2 separate regions of the Homo sapiens genome follow, and region 2 is linked to region 1. The links are chromatin loops, found by intact Hi-C in ENCODE. Cell type or tissue: K562. All regions are shown on one strand. Each heading gives the region's core, and the rest is flanking DNA. Links, peaks and the distances in the headings are about the cores only.

Region 1 (8,328 bases), core at 1-8,000:
ATTTGGTAGAGATTTTTAATAAACTAGAAATTCAGAACACAAAAACTCACGTTATGATTGATTCTCTTAAATAAAATCATCTTGGGACTTACAAAAAACCCTAAAGCATTCTAAAATATATTTTTATTAGTAACATTCGGCAGCTATTTGGTTTTATTTTATATTGTGTGTTTTTCAAATTAGGTAGTAATGTTCCTCTCTGTAACTGTTAATGCTAATCTTAAACTATTATTTATATCCTGATTTTATTAAAAACATACTTCCTATTCACCATTAATTTAAATCCATTTTTATTGGCAAAAAATAATTTTCTAACATTACCTAGGTTCTTGCTATTATTCTAACTAGCTTGAAAACAATTCAATTTATGCATATATGTACATTTTGTGTAAATCTCTGAGTTTTCTCTCCTGAATCATTTTTTTCACATTGTTCATTTTTGGTTCACATTGTTTCACATTTAGATGAAATCTTAAAATATTAGAAAACATTTTCCTGGTTATTTGGTAGGTACTATGCTGGTGTTTTTGTTGTTGTTTTTATTTTCTCTTGAGGTATTATAATTCAACAGAGTTTTGTATTTTTCTTTCTGTTGCTGGCAAAAAAACAAAAACAAAAACAAAACCAACAACACCATAAAAGAGGTTTCCTGGTTATTATCTAACATGGATGAGCAATCAACTCAATTTTTTCAACATTGGCAATTAGGATTTTAATCTAATAGGCATATTCTTCTGAATAAAATCCAGGTCTGTATTCAATTGAGTTGATTTTCTTAGCCTCAAAATCACAAACTCAAAATGTAGGAAAGTGTTCAGAGAAATGTGGGTACTGGCGCTTAGTAGTACTGTGAGCAGGATAGATGATTTTCTAACCGCTAACCTTAAATACTCTGATTCCCACTTGGTTTCTGACACCATTCCTAAACTTATGACTCCAAGAATAATGTTGCCGAATGATGATTGGCTAACGGAATGATGTGATGTCTTCCAGGGGCAGAACTTCTGGGAATAATGTGACTTGGAATATTTATGGGTATTTCTTTTGGTGTGCTTAAAATATTTCCATTCTTCCCATGTCCACCTCACAAACTTTTAAGTTTCCCTACCCCATAATTTGTTTTATGATGAGTAACTCAACAAAGTGGGAAGGGCTCAATCCCAAATTTTCATTGACCTATTCCAAGAATATTTATAAGTAGTTGAACAACACATAGTGTTTTGCTTTTCAGTAGGTTCGAATATATTTTTGGACAGAAAGGGACAAAACGGGTCAGAGGAACAGGAATCCTACATACACCCATCCAACCTCGTGTCGCAGTTTTTATAAAAACTTAGATCATCTGATAGTTGAGAAAATGAAATGTTAGTCACAAAACGTTCCACAACAATTTTCTGGCCATTTTTGTAAAATTCGGACAACGTAATTTACTGAAAAACAATCGCCAACTGCCACATTACCTCTGAGTCAAAATTGTGGAACCAATCAGTTCTTAAACCACTTCTCAAGCGGTTTCTATGTTTACATTAAGTATTAATGATGCATCTTTCCTATTTCACTTCATTAGAAATTTATCAAACCAAAATTTACACAAGGAATCCAGTAGATTAAATGCTACCCTCCTGATTGCTCTGACATAGTTTAAAAATATTCCACCAAAATGTGCACATCTGTTTGCAATAGTTAACAAAACATTCCTCTGTTAATATCGTTATAAACCTTAACAACTCAACTAGAGTAGAGAAAGGAATTTTCTCATAACCACACAGCACTCATTCCTTTGCTATTCTCTTATGTTCCTGTTAACAGAAAATTATGGTGATATTGCTGTAATTCACAATGGCTATTTAACATTAATTAAGAATCCTGGAGGAAAATCTCCAGAATACACTTTCTGGGGGAGTGTTCATGCAATTTCCTTAAATATACTTGCATTTTCCACTTTTATTTTTCCCTATTCTACTAAAATTATCCTGCTGCATATAAATACCTTATATTATTTATCACCAGCTTTCCTTATGTAAGATAAACGTCTTAATCAGACTTTATTTTTCTGTAAAATTGAAATCATAAGTACCTGCTTATTAACTAGCTATTATGTGCAACAAATATCTTCCTCTAAAACTAAATCAGGTAAAATATTTATTAAAATATGCTCTGAGAAGCAGAATTCTAATTCTGTAGAATTAAACTTTGTGTGTGTGTGTGTGTGTGTGTGTGTGTGTGTGTGTGTGTGTGTATCTGTCCTTGAATTTTGCATTTCATCAGTCCTGAGTGGTGATTACACTGCTTTATTCTAATTCCAGATTGTCCAAGTTCTTTCCTTGGAATATTATGGGGGTATAATCTTTGAAATTCCAGGTCAGGTTATTGATATTTTTTTCCTTGAAGTTCATTTATCTTTCTGTCCTAGAATACAGTATATATATGCATATATATGTGTGTATATATGCCCATAGATATTCTAAGAATATGTATATACCTCTATAGATGTTCGAGGATACAAAAATAATATGTATCATATATAATAAAGATATTATTTCTTTTATTATGTTTATTGTTAGGGACACTTACAATTCAAAGTTTAAATTGTCATCACTGAAAAATTATAAATTCCATGTATGTATTCAAAAGGGCTAATTTTCTAGGAGGGAAATCTTTCTATAATTTCAATACAAATTCAGCAGGTGATGTAATTGAATTTGAAAATCAGTCTCTCTTTTTATCCTTCATCGTGTTGTAGTGCATAACTTTCATAGAGTAACACTATTGTGGACGGGGCTAAAACTGAGGAGTTGAAAGAGAGAGCCCAGCCGGCTCAAAACAATACCATTAACCTCTTAGCAGTGACATGTGTTTAAGAAGGTGGTTTTTATTACTCCCTCTTGATTCAGTTTACCAACAGAGGATGAGATAAAAGTGTTCAAGTGAGCTGGACCAATTACTCAATAAGTATTTGATGAGCGTCTACTTTGTCCCTCATGCTGTGCAAATTGGCAACATCTTACATGATGTCTGAAGTGACTAATAAAAGAAAAAATCGGCTCCTCAGTCATGATCCAGGGGAGAAACAGCTTTAAGTCACTAAGTGATGACTGTAAAGAAGGCTGATCAGCTTAAACATGGAAACATACATTGTTATGTTTTTAGTGTTCTTTGGACAGTTATGTTTTGTTATTACCCAGCACTGATTGAGCTTTTTCTCGTAAACTTTGGGAGCTTAAAATTTGAACAAAGTAGGCAGATCACATTTATTTGCCTGGAAATGTTTTAAAGAATTGAGGGTTTTGTGAATATGAAATGCCATAAATTTAAAGAAATAAGCTTCTGTGACATACTTTATAAATTGCTGTCATATAATCGCAGGACACCTTTTGCCCTGGGTTAAGAAGAAATAGATACATCTATTAGTTTCTTAGTTTTGTGAATTCAAAAAAAGCAAATGTGCCATATGCACTACTAAGAAATATCAAGCATTGCATAAATCAATACCATATGCTCTTATTTAAGGTTGCAAATGTTATTATTTGTGTGCAATATTGTCTCATTAGATAGTTCAGACATTTTTAAAATTTGTTTGAAAACATAACATTCTGCAAACGTGTCAATGTCAGGTTTGGTACAAAACAGCAAAGTGTAGACCCCTGTCATTTTATTGTTTTCATAAGAATTGTAAGTGGAATTTAAACTGTGAGGTTTTTCCTTTCTTTGGTGAGATTACACACATAATTTCCAAGTTATTGAATGGATGGATCCATCTTTCATTTTACCCAGCATGTTGACAGAACGTCAACTCCACAGCTAGCCCTGACGATTTATTAATCTGTTCTGCCATCGTCTGGGGATTGAAGGAAGCTATGCTGGCTAGCCTGGTATGTAAGAGATTAGAGCCCTAAACTTTTGAAATCTCTATATTGTTTTTGCACCCCTAGCCTTACTGGAAATGTTTATCTCAACTCTAACTGTACCTTCTTTTTCAGAGAAAGGGGCTTTTATTTAGACCTTAGTGTGTGTCAGGCAGTGGACTATTACAAATATATGTAGTTTCATTTAACTTCTTAGTCTGTTTAAACTGAACTTAGCACTTAGAATTGAAAAAATTACATAAACATTATCCCCTTTGTATTTTCCATGCTAGGATAATGCTACTGATTCATCAAGGATAGGGCATGTGTTTTGAATTAATTTTCCAGAAAAGGAGAATTTGCTGGGGGGAGCCACCATACTGTAGCCCCTTCTCCTTTTGACCAACTAAACCAGATTTGTCATAGTTTCTCATGTGGCCTGGAACCAGGGGATAGCATAGTTCACCACCTCCACCCCTCCCTTTGTATGTGACTGACTTTTATAGTGATCAAACTTGAGAACTCTCAATTGAATCAATACGTCTCATCCCTGGATGCTCATTAAAATAATCTCAGCGGCTTTGTGAAAGTACCATGGCCTGGACACCCCACCCCCTGCCCGACCAGTGAAATCAGAATCTGAGAGGTTTGAGCATTGGTTATTTGTAAAGTTCCATGATGTTTCTATGCACCATGAGAGCTAAGGGTAACTTCTCTCTCAGTGCTTCTCAAATTTTAATGACAATCTTGTTAAAAATGCAGCTTTTGGTTCTGTAGGTCTGGAGTGGGGCCTGAGAGTCTGCATATCTCACAAGTGATGCTGGTGTTGCTGGTCCCTGAGCTGTATTCTGAGTAACGAGGTGTTGAATGGTATCAGGAACATACAGGCATGCATAAGCATCCTACCACATTCAAAATTAGACCGGGGATTAGAAATAGAAGTAATTTCCTTTTGTTATCGCAGATAATCTCCAATAATATTAGTCTGGTCCACTACTTTAAGTACAGCTTGGAAAGCTTTGCTCTGAAGGGTCAAGAAATTTGGACAAAACATTTGGGACAAAAACCAAAGGACGAAACATTTGAAGCCTACGCAATTTTAAAGATTATTTACGTTCAAAACCATCATTTTTATTCAAGAGGAAATAGACCCAGAAAGTTAATTGATTAGATTAACTGTGCTTCTGTTGTTGAGTAAAACACTTTATGATTGATAGTTGAACACAATTACTGTTGGTTTCAGGCTGTCGCCAAGTTGATGTCAGTAGACTGCCGCTGCCACGGAGTTTCCGGCTCCTGTGCTGTGAAAACATGCTGGAAAACCATGTCTTCTTTTGAAAAGATTGGCCATTTGTTGAAGGATAAATATGAAAACAGTATCCAGATATCAGACAAAACAAAGAGGAAAATGCGCAGGAGAGAAAAAGATCAGAGGAAAATACCAATCCATAAGGATGATCTGCTCTATGTTAATAAGTCTCCCAACTACTGTGTAGAAGATAAGAAACTGGGAATCCCAGGGACACAAGGCAGAGAATGCAACCGTACATCAGAGGGTGCAGATGGCTGCAACCTCCTCTGCTGTGGCCGAGGTTACAACACCCATGTGGTCAGGCACGTGGAGAGGTGTGAGTGTAAGTTCATCTGGTGCTGCTATGTCCGTTGCAGGAGGTGTGAAAGCATGACTGATGTCCACACTTGCAAGTAACCACTCCATCCAGCCTTGGGCAAGATGCCTCAGCAATATACAATGGCATTGCAACCAGAGAGGTGCCCATCCCTGTGCAGCGCTAGTAAAGTTGACTCTTGCAGTGGAATCCCTAGAACCTTGGACCTGAGAGTTTCCCTTACCTGATCGACATATTTTCCTTTATCTGATCAACCCATCAATCATGTGGATTTCTTGGGATTCTAATGTTGAAAAGGTTTATATTCACCTTTTGATGATTTGGGGAATATATATTGACATACAAGGAAGATAATCTGTTTCCTAAGCAAGAAATAACAGGAAAGATCCCTTATGCCAGGAGGCCTGCCATACTCAGGATAAGATCCTTGAATATGGAACTTAGTTACAGGACTCAATAATGGTGGGTGAACATTAGTCATTTTTAAAAGACACCTCTTATAGCAATAAGGAGACATTAACATGAATCTCATTTATTCTCTCAGTATTTTAACTGAAGAAATTATACTGTTTGTGTGTGGATAGAAGATGTTGAAAAGTTAACATAAGCATTGGGTGCTGACTTACCCTTTCATGTACTTCCAAAGAAAGGTAATCAAAAAGAATCTTCTTAAGTGATATAATATCCCTAAAAAAATGATCATTACAGATGTTTAGTGACAAAGAATCAATATGTAAAAAGTATAATGAATGATTTAGATTTTAAGTGCCTTTTCACTGGGAGAATCTGGAAAAACCTCCATAAGGTATATAGCAATCTTTGATCTTTAGATTCATACTTTTATCACAGATCAGTTTCAACTGTTAAAAACCCACCTCTGAGATACTGGGGGGAGGATCCTGAAACATGCGGGAAAAGGAGAGGTAAACAGTGGAGGTAAAAATATAATTTCATACATTGTAAAGAAAAGCACCCTTTAAATGTGTAAAGACAGTGTTTTGTAAAGAATTTTGTTTAAAAAGTTTCTATTTTGTAAATACAGTACTTAAGTTATATGATTTATATTAAAACATTTATTGACAAAGCCTAAGAGCTAAGGCAGTAAAATTATCTCATAAATAATATTAGCTTATTTTTTTTCATACTATTAATGCTATTTTTTTGGACATCGAAGAGAATTTAACTTAGCAGTTAGTTATATGGATGTGTATTTCTTGCTAAAATGACAGTTTTATATGTTATAGATTAAAATATGTTGCAAAATATCAAAAATTTGTGTTATTTCAGCAGTAAGATTAATTGAATTCTCTTTTCACATTAGTTATGCTTAACTCATAAGGTTATTATAATAAATTATATTAGTAAAAGTCTTAACTGGAAAAAAGAATCTAAATCAGAATAGTGATCAATTTGTGGATTTGATATCCTGGATATTTATTATATTTTATGTAATGCTGCATTTCTATTTGAATGTTAAGTGGTCTTTCTTGTTTTTAATATTCATGCATGTATATTCATCATATTTTACAAGGTTCCTGGTAAAAATTACAGGGCTCTATTTAAGGATGTATTTTAATGTAAATGCTTATGTTTTTTATGAATTGTTAAATATTTCAGTATTATATAGAAAAAAATAGATTTTTAAAATTCAGAATGGACAAAGAGAATATTCATTTTCTTATTAATAAGATAAAGAAATGTTTCCCTGCCCCACAGTCTTCATTCTATTTCTCTTTAATTTTATTCACTGAGGCAGAGAAACAATTTTTGAAAAAGAGCAAACCCATGGAAAATGTCTCAGATCTAATATTAAAATCAAGACTAAGCATTTAACTGTGATTGTAAAGTTTGACAAAGTTATTATTTACTAAATGAGAGACACAGAAATGGCAAATATATGAATATAGTGCATATTTAAAAGTGGTTTTCCAGTCTTTAGCATCCCTTGAACAGAATAATCTGAAAATATACACTCTCTCCTGCCTATTTTTTTCAAAGTAAATCTATTTTGTCTTCTTTGAACATAATCACCCATTTTTAAAAAACAGAAAGACTGTAGTGTCTATTAACAACCAATTTCTTCTATTAATTAGAAAACCTTTCATAATTACCTTATCAACTGACTGTGAGAATCAGGCAGCCTCTAATTTACAAAGACTTGATTACTGTTCAGCCATTCCTTTAAAACAGTGATGCTAACTCAGGCACCTCTCTCTGGGATGCCTAAGCAAAAACTCCTCCTAACTCCAAACCTGTGTCTTTGGGTTCTTCTTTTCTTCTCACCTTTGGTATCACCATGGAAGCCATCCTTAAGTTTCTCACTTTTTTTTTTTTTTTTTAAGACAGTCTCACTCTGTTGCCCAGGCTGGAGTGCAGTGACCCGATCTCGGCTCACTGCAACATCTGCCTTCTGGGTTCAAATGATTCTCCCGCTTCAGCCTCCCAAGTAGCTGGGATTACAGGCATGTGCCACCATGACTAGCTAATTTTTGTATTTTTGGTAGAGACGGAGTTTCACCATGTTGGCCAGGCTGGTCTCAAACTCTTGACCTCAAGTGATCCACCCACCTCGGCCTCCCAAAGTGTTGGGATTACAGGTGTGAGCTACCGCGCCTGGCCATCACCTATCTATCTCTCTTATTGGCTGACAGCCTGCCCTTAGCCCATTTCCATCCCACTCCCAGTCATGGTAGAGGAAGCACCATGGTGCTCCTGGGAACACAATTCTGGGACCCAAAGGCTCCTATCTAGTCTAAACCACATTGCCTGCATTCATTAGGGCCCCTTATGTTGCAAGTAATGGAAAACTCAACCCAGACTGATTTAAACATTAAATATGTTGACTCAGTAACTAA
Region 2 (8,352 bases), core at 54-8,053, 230 kb before region 1:
GTGATTTATGTACTGTGTGATGAGGCAAGCCCACTAAACTAGTTATCAGTGAACATTTATAGAACATTCTGGCAGCTAAAGAAGGTATGAAGGCAATAACAGATATAACTATGAGCTCATTTATTTCCAATTAGGTCTTCTGCTGAGATACTTTATCTGTTAAAGCTTTGGAGAGAGTAAAAAAAATCAAGAAATGCAAATTTGAGGAATAATGGAAAATAGAAGCTTTGTAAACTATTTTTAATGCCCTTCTACATAATAAAATATTTAAAAATTTTAGTGTTAGATGTTTCCCAAGGATGTTCAAACCTAAAATCAGAGGAAGTTTTGAAAGGGAAAAATTCGCAAATGTAATATTTGCTTACTATACCATTTGATCTGATTTTAAATCAACTCTATTTGTTGCTGTTAAGACAATATCATTTACTTGATGAGTATAATAAATCTAATTTTAAGAAATATTTTATTTTAAAATGTCTTCCCTTAAAAAGCTCTTAATTATAAAACTTCAGTTTGTATCTATAAATTCACGAGTAAAATTCTTTCACAAATATTCTAACTATAACTTTTGGTTAAATGCATCTATGTCTGTCTTAAAACACAGGTCATAAAGATTAACTGCAAGAAATGTCATAAATTTAAATTCGGTTCTTAGAGCAAAAAGTCACAAGTCATCCCTTCATCCGTTGTAAATCACAAAATAAGTTACCCAACAGAGAGGCAACTGTAATATCTGTAACTTTTTATGATGTCTGAAGATTCTTTGTACTTCTGACCATATTTGACTATTTTTATGAAAATGTATCGCTGAAGAGATTTGTGACTTCTGGCAGAAAAGCTTGTCCAAAGCCTTATTTTGTCCAGTCAAGACATAAATTAATTCATTGTTTGATCAGCCATCCCATATTTGAAGATGTTAGATTTGTTGCTATTCCATATTTGACATCAGATATAAAGTTATATGAAGATGATTCCTTGCATATAATCAGCTCCCTATAAATGTCTCTTCGATTGAATTGAATCAAAGGTCATTAAAAAAATTTTAACTGCATGAAGAAATTGCCTGAGTCTACTTTATCCCTAACTGCTATAAGCCAGCCACTCTACTTTGCAATGATATATACATGATATAGGTAAATATTATACAAATGATCATTTGTTTTCCAGTAAATGCAATAGACAGATGTCATAATCTGAATTTCTGGATAAGGGCCACTTTGATAGAGATAGGGAAATCTGGGATACCGTAGCCTTTTTTCAAGTCAGATTTGTAAGTTCTAAATCACCAGCTCTCTACCACCGCTGCACTGGCCTTCAGGGGACCATTCTTCCATCTCCAGTGCTTGCAGTTCCCTCTCACATCAATACAATCAGCAAATGTGCACAGAGGGCAGAGGAGAACTGTGGCAAAGAGAGGAATGGTGTTATGTACAAGATTCCTTTTAAAAAGATGCATATATCCCTTATTCATTTTGGAAATATGACACAGTTGTAGGGATGAAGTTAGCCTCATTTGTCGTCAATATTTATGCACTGCCTTTGATAATGTTGGGTGAGATTGCTTATATATTCCCAAGGTAAAAATGAGTAATGTCTTTGGAAGAAAGTATAAAGTGACAGTATGGTTTTTCAACCTTAGGAAGTGTTCTTCCCCTGATCTTCATTTTATGTCCAAAACTGCAGGCTACGAAGCAGACCTTGTAAAAGGCTTTTGACTGAGCATCTGGCCCTTCGCTAGGCCCGGGAGATTTATGTCAGCTGTAGAAAGAATGTGAATAAAAGTCTTCTCCTGAGAGTTTGTAAAAAGAGTTGACGTATTACTTAACCTACTTTTGCTTGAATTAAATTTTAAAATTGCATCAGGGTGTTCATTTTAAAGTATGATTTTATATAAATAGAAATTATAAATAACCAGCATGTAATTGAATAAACTTGTGACCAAAGCTGACTTACTTTAAAAACTTTTATAATAACTGCAAAGTAATCAGCCCACATTGATGTTAGATTGCACTAATACTCTTTATAGCAACTTTGTGTCTTTTTAAAAAGCAATTCATTCACTCATTCATTCATTCCTTCATTCCCAACTTGGTTCTATTAAAAGATTTGTCAAGTCATTTTGTACATTCGTTAATTCTGAAGGCTGAACTTGGATGATTATCCTAAATGTAAAGAAAACTATTCATTAATGATGATCATCTTTATCTGGCCAAAATGATAACTTAAGCAGATGACTCTAAGCCTCAAAAAGGCAAGCAATGTGTTTGCATTTCCAGAGCCTCACAGAGTTCCTGGCGCATGGCAGATGCTCAAAAATGTTTATCAGTGAATCGTTGTCTATCATCCTTATTTTAATTAAAGGTACCTCATTAATAATAACTTATTAAAAACTGCCATTTGGGGAAAATATGATTTAAGAGCAGGTTCTACAACAGAAGATAGTATTATGGATTTACATATTCCATCATTGTTAATTCAGGCATATTTTCCCTTCTGAACTAGGGTAATGAACGCATAGACATATGCAAATATAATTAACTAACATAATGCTTTATATAGGTAGATGCTATATAATGCTTTATATAGGTATACACATATATGTGTATATATGCCTACATATATATATATAATGTATTATGACAGTGTAAAGGTAAAACCTAACACTAATGAATAAATTTGCTAATTATTATTGCCTTTAATACTAGAAAATCAGTAGGCAAGTGTTAATTATATATCCAGAAAAATGGAGGTAAGCTAATACTCAGGGATTTCAGTGTGAAATCAGGTGAGGTAAGTTCATTCCTTCTTCCCTCCTTCTGGATGCTTGAAAGATGGAAAAGTTCCTCAATAGTACTTTGGAGGATAGAATGTATGTTTCCCTTCTCAGCTCCTCCCCTTCACCTGTCCTGTTCACAGCCTGCTTCTCCCTGGAGCCATCAAGGGAAGGTATATGCTGGGATGAGGATGGGACCCAGTTATGGACTTGAAAAGAGCAAGTGTTGTTTCTCTGAACTGGATCCTGGAAGTGTATTGCCCGTGAACTTCACAGAAGCTCTTAAAAATTAATCTCTGCGGGCTCTTCCTCTTTCTGCCGTTGCCCAGCACAGTAATGTCACTCTGATTTCTGTTACACCTTGCCGATAACAAGTTTATAAAATAAACAAGTGTTTAGAGTAAAAACCAAGCCTGGGAAAAGAGGTCTAGTGTAAGCAATCTTTCAAAGCACTTTAAGCGTCCATAGAGAGCAGCACCATCTTAATTTTTTAGTTTCTTATTATTTCTTTAATAGATGAGCCAGCTAAGCCGTAGAGATGTTCGAAGACAGAACAGCTGTATTCCCTTTCTTCACTACCCTCATGCAAGAAAGGATTGTTAAGATGGATCTTTGGGAAATGGACCATGAATTAAGGCAAAACTCCCTGCAATCTTCCTAAATGTTTTCATTTCTGTACAGACACCTAGAGAGTTATTGAATTTAATTTTATAAATCTTTATCCCTAAGACTTTAACAACAAGGCTTAACTTTTTCATCACTGTGGTAATGTTAAATATCTTCTGATGACAGGAAAATATATTGGAAGGAAAAAATCACATGAAGTCAGCAAACAGGAGAACAAAAACCAAGAGGAAAAATCTACTTGCCTAAATCTTTTTGAAATCCTTAAAAGAAGAGAGTTTGCTTATTCTTTATTTATGTAGGAAACAAATCTTCAGTGCCTGGCATAGTAGCTAATATTCAGCCGATTCAGGGAGAGAGAAATGAATTAGAATAGAGACTCCACTCATCAAATTGCTGAAAAGAATAATTAGTAATAAAAATAACTCCTTTACAAAGTGGTATGTGGGTGCAAAGTAATAACAGTGAAAATAATGGCAGTAATTGTCTCCAAAAATTAATCGCTTTAATGCTTAAGTTTATTACAGAATATTTACTCAGTGGGGAAGTTAAATGATTTTTACACTTTTACTTTGGGTATAGAAAAAAAGTAAGTTTTTACCAGTACGTTTTGAAACTTATTAAATGTATATCATTTTTGAGATTTTTATTAACAATATCCTTTATTCCTTGAGATCTGTCTCAAAGGCTGACAAATTCTAAATATAAAATATCCTCAAATGTGCCAACTAGGTAAAACTGATTTGTCTGCTGAAGGAAGACAGGCTTTTGCTCCCTTCAGGAGAAAATCTGACTTGCATTTGTCTTATGTGATTTATTCATTGTAAGTTTAAAATGAAATACAGCCTTTTTCCTTCCATATATTAAAATGTGGTTTCAAATTTAGAAGAAACAGCAATCTTTTTTCACTAAGGAAGCCTACATAGCAGTGAGATGGAGCAAAACAATTACTGTATTGCCCCCTAGTGGTCTTTTTTGCTATTGTACAAATAGTCTGAGCTGTCCAATGGCAAGAGGAAAAAAGGCAAAAATGCTTAGCAAAGCATGGAGCATTTTTCCCCCATTGGATTAAACATATTTATTTTAAAAAAGTTATTTTATAACCCATACTTACAGTAAGAAAGCTGTGCTTTTAAGTAGATTGCGAATGATGATAATTCCTCACTACAATTTAAATTACCTAGGCCACACAATTATTTGGAATGATTTCAGCATTTGCCAGCCACTGGACATTGTTTTTTCACTTAAGAACACTTTGTAAAATTTAATATGCAGTGCTATTAAAGAATGATATCCCTCAGATGACTATATGTTAAGAAAATTCATTCTTCCAGCTCAAATTCATATCATAAAATATAATAATCTTAATTTTTTTCTATGGAAAAGTTAAGCCTATTAGTCATAAACTTGTGAGTATACATTTAAGTGAAGAAATGTACATTTTGTAATGTTTTTTTCATATAAGGAAATTCAATGATATTTTCTAGAGCTCTTTCTCCTCAAGGAATTTACTTGAGAGTGGTATAAATATGCAAAGTACACAAATATAGGATATTTTTATGGAATATGGAATACTGACTTAGAAGAAATGACTTATAAACATGCTATACTGTCTTATGTGTAGATCATACAAAATATGTCAGGGATGTTGGACTGATTTCCATAAAACTCTAGTCTAAGCCAGTCACCACAAGCTCAAAAACACCACCCTGTCCCATTGCCCAAAAATTAAGACCTAAACTTTTTTCCTTGGAAAAACAACAACAACAAAAAAGATTTTGCAACACATAGTTTTAAACTTACTACACAATACCAGTTTTAAAATTACTGTACAGTTAGAGCTGGCATTTTATACTTAACATGTAAGACTGCACTACTGTACCCATGAATCTTTTGTGTTACTTCTATTTGATTACAACCTGAGCCTCAAATCTGCTGTTAACTGGAATTCCTTTAAATTATCTAAATGACCTGATATTATGATATAGAACTGAAAATTTGTGTTTTATTTCTCTGAGTGCTACTGAGGCAGCAGAAATGGATTCTCTCCCAGGACTCTTCAGATATATTTTGTATTCTCTACCTTCTGCAACATAAAGACGTATTTCATTGCTTTTGTTAGATCTCTATGGAGCGTCTGCCTATAGGGCGGTCATTCTCTCATTGCGTCACTGGCTGACACAGAGCATTCCTATACACATCACTCTGTCTTCTTTGTCTCAAAACAATTTGTCCTTTCACTCCCTATTCCTAGCCTGTAAAAGCAGTTCTTAGAAGCTCGATGAAGCAAGTCTTTAAAATTTAGAGAAAGGGACTTCAAACAGGAGAGGAAATTCCAAGCATCCCTTTATTTACATATATATCCGTATTCATATGCACTATGTTTCCCCTCTACATCAGCTTCTTCTTATTTGGTCTCTAGTTTTCCGGAATCTAACAGTTCCAGGTACCATAGCCTCATCAATCTGTTTAAAAAACATACTGTTCCAAACTGATGCTTTGGTAGAAATTTCTAGTAGAATAACTTCTGAATAACTTCTACTAGAAATTTTTTCAGATATATTTGAAAGGTATAAGAATTTTTCTATGTGCTTGATTACTCAGATTATCTACATGAAGAATATTTGTTCAAATCACACACAGAGAAATCATTACTTTAAACTCAGAAGTCACAGAAGAAAAACATTATGCTAAGGAAATATATTTCATTTTCATGCCTTCAAGGAGTTACTGTTAAAGAAATGTGATTTTACAACATGAATAGGACGATGATTACATCCTTTCAGGCTGAGTAATAAGCAAATATCCAATTGCATTTTTACTTTAAAGGAGAGAGAAATAAATCACCAGCATTAGATCTATAGCACTGGATATGCAGGAAAGAAAAGAAAAATCCCAAGCCATACTTCTACAGGTCTGGGGATCGGTGTGCAGTAAGAAAGTCCTTGTACAAACTCTATGACCTTAGACAAATCTGCTTACATCTATGGACCACTTTCCATGTCTATAAAATAGGGATGGTTTTCCTATGAGTTAAATTAGCCTTTTGATTCCTGCTACAAGTATTTACCGGCTACCTCTTATATGCTAGATGTTATGTTGGGCTCCAGTAGCATAGCAGGAAACAAGGCAAAGTCCCTGCCTTTGTAAAGTTTATTCTTGTATGGAATGACAGATGAAAAACAGATAATTAATTATACACATATAAAGAAATTCAGATAGTTACAGGTATTTAATATATCTAAGAATGAAATGAACAGGATGGATGTTGACTAGGAACTAACTGGTCTGCCCACTTTATGAGAGGTAGAAAGATTGCCCTGAATAGGTGATATCTGAGCTATAATTCTGTGATGAGACTAAGTGCCATTTCAAGAGATGACAGTAAAATACTCCCAGCAAAAGGACAATTCCAAAGGTAGGAGAGTCTTCACATATTCAGAGAATGCCACAACCACTGACTGTGTAACATGTTGAACACAGGGTGAGTGGTAGAGAGATTGAGAGAAAGGCAAGAGCCCAATCACACAGGAGTCAGGAAAGGTAAGAAATTGAATTTTTTCCCTATGGGCAAAGGGATGCCTCTAAAAGATAGTGAACAGGAGGCTATCATAATCTGATTTACTTTTTAAGCCCATTCTGCTGCTTTGTGGAGAACAGATTGAAGAGAATTGTGAACAGAGGCAGAGAAACCAGTTGCAAGGCCATTCAGGGGTCCAGATGAGGAGCATGGTGGCTTGATCTAGGTTGGTGAGATATGGTAGTCTAAAAAAGGAGAAATGTGGATACGTTTTGAAGGTAGAAACAAGAATTGGTGTTGGGGTGTGAGAGGCTAAAGAGAGAGGGTTCAAGGATGACTCTTCAGCCATTATTTGAATGGTGGTGCCATTGACTGAGAGATCAGATGGGGGAGCAACCAGTCAGGAGGAGGAATGGGAAAGAGAAATGTGAAATGAGGAGGTGGAGAGGCACACAGGTTCCTGTTCATACAGCAGCTTACCTGTTGAGGCTGGTTCTTACTCATCTACCTCTTCTCAGCCCTTGGTTGCTCTGTAACCTGACTGAAGGCCCTACCAGAAAATTTTTCTCCTGGACAATTTGGTGATTCTTTTTCCATTCACTTCCTCTCTCTGCCTTTCTTCTCCCCAGTCACTGTAACCCCTATTTCCAACAGAAGTATCCTACCACTTCTAAATGAATAGAAGAATAACTGTAGCTATTTGCCCATCCTGGTGTGACAGGGAGGTTCCCACAGCTCCAGGTACCCATTGCTATAAAAACAGCCTTGGCAGGGGTGCCTGTTTCTCAGCCACCATAAAATTGGGTTATTTTCAAATAGATGGTGCCTCAAATCACAAGTCTAATCTTTTGAAGGATAGTAGAGTGGTCTAGTGTGATGTATTCAGATAAGAAGGTGAGAACATGCTTAGGAAAATGCTCACCCTAAAAAGGGTTCAATCTATTCAATGTTTGGGATGGAAGCCAGAGTGAAGTTAGAGAAGTTTGAAACAAATAACTCAATCAGAATCAGCAAGGCTTAAGTTGCATTCTAAGCACTGAAAATAAAAAAGAAAAAACACATGAGGTTCTTAGATCACCTTCTCCATATGAGAGGTGTGAGAAGGAGATGCGGGCTCCATTTCAAAAAGAGGAGAAATGAAGACAAAATTTAAACAATGATAAAAGGCAAATTGAATCAGTCAGCTTTTGCAGAGCAAATCATCTCCAAACTTAGTGACTTCAAATAAACATTTATTATTTCTCATGGTTCTATAAATTGTCTGGACCAGCTCTGCTCATCTCTATAGGCAGATGGTGGCTAAGCGAGGCTGGGTAGTCTAGCCTGCCTTCACTCACGCTCCTAGATATTGGCTGGGTATCAGCTAGGGCCACTGGGATGACTTGGCCATGTGCCTGTCATCGTCTTGTAGTCCACCTGATGTTCCGCTACACAG

The links. Hi-C counts contacts between places; a loop is a spot of excess contacts. Peaks named below come from ENCODE experiments on the same cell type or tissue, not always from the same donor. Only the 100,000 strongest peaks of a DNase experiment are listed, where the experiment ranks them.
Region 2: a loop joins it to region 1, with 3 times the contacts of the local background. A loop is called at or near these places in 2 of 110 quality-filtered maps.

The regions. Positions count from the first base shown.
Region 1 is chr7:121,333,793-121,342,120 of GRCh38, forward strand. It overlaps WNT16 (Wnt family member 16), which reads left to right. Exons shown (of 4, transcript NM_057168.2): 4 at 5,089-7,312. The coding sequence ends at 5,553. Among named protein-coding and RNA genes, the nearest start is that of WNT16, 9.0 kb to the left of the region's middle. In K562, for the core only: a CTCF peak has its summit at 3,837; a DNase peak (open chromatin) is centred at 3,839.
Region 2 is chr7:121,103,750-121,112,101 of GRCh38, forward strand. The region is part of intron 7 of CPED1 (cadherin like and PC-esterase domain containing 1); the gene reads left to right. Among named protein-coding and RNA genes, the nearest start is that of CPED1, 120 kb to the left of the region's middle. RefSeq lists a silencer at 4,276-4,325. In K562, for the core only: a CTCF peak has its summit at 4,361 (motif pointing left); a DNase peak (open chromatin) is centred at 4,372.